Linked DNA regions of Homo sapiens: region 1 is linked to region 2. The links are chromatin loops, found by intact Hi-C in ENCODE. Cell type or tissue: heart right ventricle. All regions are shown on one strand. Each heading gives the region's core, and the rest is flanking DNA. Links, peaks and the distances in the headings are about the cores only.

The links. Peaks named below come from ENCODE experiments on the same cell type or tissue, not always from the same donor. Only the 100,000 strongest peaks of a DNase experiment are listed, where the experiment ranks them.
Region 1: a loop joins it to region 2, with 2.0 times the contacts of the local background. A loop is called at or near these places in 1 of 110 quality-filtered maps.

What each region holds. Positions count from the first base shown.
Region 1 is chr7:22,373,531-22,376,453 of GRCh38, forward strand. No RefSeq gene overlaps it. Among named protein-coding and RNA genes, the nearest start is that of RAPGEF5, 18 kb to the left of the region's middle. In heart right ventricle, for the core only: no CTCF peak of the experiment used is centred there; no DNase peak of the experiment used is centred there.
Region 2 is chr7:22,217,544-22,220,466 of GRCh38, forward strand. It overlaps RAPGEF5 (Rap guanine nucleotide exchange factor 5), which reads right to left. Exons shown (of 26, transcript NM_012294.5): 9 at 2,323-2,448. Among named protein-coding and RNA genes, the nearest start is that of RAPGEF5, 140 kb to the right of the region's middle. In heart right ventricle, for the core only: no CTCF peak of the experiment used is centred there; a DNase peak (open chromatin) is centred at 1,693; H3K4me3 peaks cover 2,500 bases; H3K27ac peaks cover 2,500 bases.

The DNA.
Region 1 (2,923 bases), core at 123-2,622, 160 kb after region 2:
AAAACTGTCCTCCCTATACCAGAAGGAAAGTAACATTCTCATCCTCAAGGACCGGAAGTTTAAACTGAGAGAAATCAGCACAAACAAACCTTTTTAAACTAACTGTTATCTTCCTAGCCATTTCTCTATGATTAACTACCCTCTTCTAAGCCCCTTTGTCTTATCACCTTTTTATAATTTACTACTCTTTGTCCAATTCAGTTTATAAGCATTCAATTCTAACTGCTTTTGGGGGGTCATTTCCTTATGAAGCTTCCTCTTTCATGAAACATAAATATTTATATATTGTAAATAAAATGTTTCTCTCTTGTTATTCTGTCTTTTGCTATGGGGGTATAGCTGAGAGCTTGGAGGGGTAGAAAGAAAAGGATTTTTTTTCCTTCCCTATATAACAAAATATTACAGATGGGGTGACTTAAGCAACAGAAATTTATTTTCTCATAGTTCTGGATGCTAGAAGTACAGATTAAGGTATCAGCAGGTTTGATTTCTCCGGAAGTCACTCTTCTTGGCTTGCCAATGACCACCTTCTCACCATCTCCTCACATGACCCTTACCCTGGTGTTTCTACGTATGTCCAGATTTCCTCTTCTTATATAGACAGCTATCAGATTGGATTGGGGCCCACTCATATGACCTCATTTAACCTGAATTACCTCTTTAAAGGCCCCATTTCCAAATACAGTCACATTCAGAGGTACTGGGGGTTAGGAGTTCAATATATAAATTTGGGAGGGATACAATTCAGTCCATAACAGAGAGTAATTAGCACATTCATTCATGCATTTAGATTTGGATTCATGCATATTTCTGTGATGAAAGAAAAAATGTGTATTAACTAGGTCCAAATAAACAATTCGAGTTGACAGTAAAAATATATACAGAACTCTAGCTGTTGTCTTAAGTTGAAAGAAACCTTTTATGAGTTCCTGAAGACCCCAATCCATGATGTGAGGACCATCTGTAATAAGACCCTCTGGTGTTTGGTTACTCCTGGCTCTACTCTATTAAATCTCGTGTGTGATTTGTGAAAGTTCAGTCACAGCAAGAACTAACCTCTACTGAGTGCCTCTGATGCATCAGGTGCTGTGCTAAGCAATCTACATCGATTAAGTGATTCTTTTACTTGGGTATTAAATAATTAATATTTAACAGATGAGAAAACTGAGTTTTGCAGAGGCAAAGTAACTGAATTGTTTAGGTCTTTATTAAAGCAACTGAACTTGTCTCCTATCTCACAGTCATAGAAACACAAGCTTTATGTATACTGCAATTTTTATGTTTAATTCAATAAATATTTAAGGTGAACCTATTAAGAAATGAGCTCAGCCTTGGAGGAAGGCAGGAAAAATGGGGTAATTTATAAGACTTTGGATCTGTCTCCAAGAGGCTGACTCTAATAGGCCTCTAGACTGTAATAGGGAGAAATAGGCCAATAGACTGTAATAGAGAGAAAGCAGAAATGTGCTAGGTAAGAGGGAGATATAATACAACCAACTGCAGTTCATGGCTTCACGAGAACTCAGGCAAAGAAGGTCTAAGTCACAGTAGGGAGAGTATAGGAAAGCTTAAAGAGGCAATTGGCACTTGAGCATGTAAAGTGCCCATAGGGCACTGATCCGGGTGGGTTCACCCACTCCTCCAGGCTTCAACAGCATGTGCTCACAAAGCTGAATCAAGAAGTAGAGCTCAGAACCCAGGAGCACTTCCATGGAGAAGGTAACATTTAAGAACAAGTACATTGCAGCCGAGGCTCTGTGTGGTGGGAGTCAGAGTAGTAGAGGTGGAAGACAGCAGCCCATGGGCTCAGCATGAACTATAAGTATGTGCTGTTGACATGCAGAAGGATTTTATAAAATTATATGCCAACATTTAAAAATTGGAAGGTTTCTCATTGAACTCTAGATTTTTGCCTGCTGTGGATAATCAAAAGATCTGGCTGCCCTGGGCCTGCTTGCCTGCCAGATGTGAGTAGCAGCTTCTCTTTCATTAGGTTAGGCTCTCTCCATTTGCTACAGTCCCACCACTCCCCATTTTCTTGCACCAGCTGACCTCACTCACTTAAATTGCCTGCAGGCCCCTGTAAGCAGCTGAGGTTGTGTCACTTGACTGGGAATCATGGTGATTCAGAGGACTAAAAACTGAATGGAATCTGCCTAAATCTTGGCTCTAGCTGTATGATTTGCCTCTCTATACCTCAGTTTTCTCATCGGTTATGTGGGTATAATGGAGTACCAAATCTACAGGAACCACTTCACACGTGTAGATTGCTTAGCACAGCATCTGAATCTTTGAGAGCTCTAAATAGAGGTGGGGTCTTAACCACTGTTGTTGTTCCAGGGTTTTGTTGGTGTGTATGAGTTTGTCTTTGGATAATTACCTCCATTAGAGAAAAATGCCAGTGAGCCCAGGTTTTCAGTTTGGAGCATATTTAGGTGAGTTAGTTTTGCACTGTTCCAAAAGCAGTTCTACAGCTCCCACTCAGCCAAGCCAAGCCATTTCATATATGCATCATTACTCCCAATAGACACCAGGAAAAATAGTCCAAAAAAGCATCTCATTGTTGAAGAGGTGAGTGGCATCTTTTTATCAGACCAGGCACAAACATTTCTCTTAAAAAAAAGTCAAAAACATATCCAGTCTTTATTAAACCATGGATTTATGCGACAGGCACACTTAATCAGAAAAAATAAAACTCTATTCTAAGAGATTAGGTGGCAGACATCAAAATGCCCCTAGTGATAACACTTTAGACAAGATTCAAGTTAGCAAAAGGGCATTACAGTAATACTTTTAACAGTTACATACATGAATCACATATATTCATAATTTTCCTCAGCTAAGAATAACCTGAGTTTACACACAGACAGGGACTGATTTCACGATCGGGGGAGGCAGGTGATAAGGTGTTGGCTGCCAGATT
Region 2 (2,923 bases), core at 279-2,778:
ATTCATTTAGTGGAGGACTACATCAATATCAGCCTTGAGAGTTGAAAGATTCCACTGGTGTCATCCTGCAGAAGGGAGATGACAGAATGGCTTTGTTTATATTTATCACTAGAAAGAAAGATCCCTAATATTCCTTTCCTTATTTTAAGCTTCACAGGAAAGTCTACATAGAAAAAGTCATAATTCCAATGTTTATTTACACACCATCTTTCCTCTCAGAAACAAAAACGTTTCAGAGCTGTTAATGCACCCATGATATGACAGTCACGCAAGAAGTAAAAAATGTTAGTGTTCTGTTTTACAAGTGAAATGAAGGTTTAAAGGTGACAGAGCAGATAACCAGAGCAAAGCTGCAAATCTTCAATCACTAAATTTCTGCCTCATGTTAAAAGCCTTTACAATTATCAGCCCCAATGTAGATTTCTTTTTTTTTTAATTATACTTTAAGTTTTAGGGTACATGTGCACAATGTGCAGGTTTGTTACATATATATACATGTGCCATGTTGGTGTGCTGCACCCATTAACTCGTCATTTAACATTAGGTATATCTCCTAATGCTATCCCTACCCCCTCCTCTCACCCAGTGAGAACACAAGGACACAGGAAGTGTAGATTTCTATAGTTACAGATTTGAAGAGTATTATAATCTCATTGGCCGTGACTACTTATAATATTCTGGACTGAACTAAATATACAACAAAGACAACACAGAGGTATCTTTTTAATAAGTGCAAAGTTGTTTTGTCATAAGCCTTAATCATAAGCCTAAAGCTTATGATCTCTAACTTTGGTGAAGTGGTACCCTACTGTTCTACTGTTTGATTTTTGAAAGATCTTACCATACCTGAAGTTGTTACTGGTTTACTGGACCTAACTTGCAATCAGTTGTAAGATACAGCATTCATTTTAAGAACCATAAGGAAAGAAAAATGCTCACAATTAAACTATGACATGTTTTCATATCATCAATTGTTAAGACTATTGTGGGGGAAATGTGCATCTTGAAATCAATAAAATATGGCATATGAAAACTGTTGCTCATCTAATTAAAATGAATCAAAAGGAAAATTTTTGAAAAATTTAAGCTGCACACTAGGATACTCAAATATCCTAAGGACACAGCAGAGGTTAGGCGTCAGTCTATGATATAGTCAAACTTCAGGGTGCTTTTAACAACTTGAACAAGGTGCTAAAGTTTTCAATAGTTCCAAGCAAAGTGAAGGTTGCCTGAGACCTACATCCACACTTAAAGTCAATAGTCGCCTCTGAAATAGTTCAATCACAACGCTTTGAAACTGCCTAATTATTCTCTTTCTTGAGACACCAACTGTTACAATTCGATGTCTCACTGTTAGAGAAGTGCTATGTTATTAAACTAAGCAGCCAGCCAGACTTGAGCATCTTACCTCCTCTCCTTCTCAGTAAAACCCTGCCATTTGTATTAATAGACTTGGAGGAGAAAAAGCATGAAGCAATGTTTTCCCCCTTGGAAAGGGTTGAAAACAAAATCTCAAGGAAAAATTAAAGTCAGAGAAACACATGTATAAGCGCAGAGGAATTTTCCCCTTCATGAGCAATCCTGGATAGTGCAGCACTGAGAGTGAAGTCTCATAACCAACAACAACCAAGTCAACAGATAACAATGTGTGGCACAAGAAAGTGGTCCCATTGTCTTCCCAGCATGACGGCAGCACTCTCAGTTCTAAGGCTCAATCTGAATAACTGCTTTCAGGAGGACCAAGCGGAACGTCCCTTTCCTCCAGCTTTAACTATATTCAAACAATATAACTCTTGTTGGAACACAAGCCTTCATAAGATACTGGGAAAACTCCCTTCTGACCCTCCCACTTGGTGAGAGCATCTATAATCTCTTTTTGTGTTTTCATCTATTTCTAGTGACTTAGGACACATTCATTTGGCAACTAGATCCACCTCTGTACTAAACATAAAAATATGTTGAAATGTTTTTTCAAAATTCATGTTCTACAAACTATATGATAAGGCAAAACTTCCAAAATCAAACTTGAAAGCCACCCAAGCAGGATCATAAATAGATAAGGATTCATATTTGCTTAAATGTATTCTCATATTTCTACATAATTTACTTTTGAGAAGAGTCTCTTATAAATCCTGTGTCATAAGCCACTTGCTTAGAGCTATGAGCAGCTGTCATTTTTACTAAGGAGGATGCTCTTGGGGGGAAAAAAACCCCCAAAACCTAAAGAATTTAAAATAAAATAGTCTTTCGTTCAAACATGCAATCAGGCAAAAACATTTTCCACCCCTTCAAACCTGCATCCCCAAGAGGCAAAAGGCTTACGTGTTCAGACTTCTCCTGTTCTTTTTTGTCCGTCTGCAAAAACTGATAGTTTTCTTTTGCCAGCTTCTGGACTAGTTCAATTCGTCCGATTTCATCTCTTTCCTGGAGCTTGCACATCACCCCTGCCTTAAGAGTTGGAGAAAAAGCGAAGATATACTTAAAACCACAGTCCCAGGACATGACACCACCGCAAAGTTCACCTTATAATAAGCTCATCTTTTCCACTGCCTGGATTAAATCATGGTCTTGGTAAAATATTTTGCCTTTCAAAAATTGAAGTTACATTATTATAACCTAAGAGCACCATGCCAAAAGACTTAAAGTTGAGTCTGCGTATCACCCTACTTTAAGAGGGTGAAGGACAGAGCAAACTAAATCATTTGCTACTAAGTGTGCGCCTGATAGGCTCCTGTTTGTTTGTTCCTGACAGCCTGTTTCCTGTTACATAAGCAGAGCCTAGCAAGAGGTTAAAAACTCATGGGAAAGTTAGCCAGGAACCACACTGGTGAAAGGGTGAACTGATACAGAGCCCTAAAAATAACAATATGCAACACCCCAATTCTTTAGCTCCACAACAAATTATTCCGTATATAAATAAACC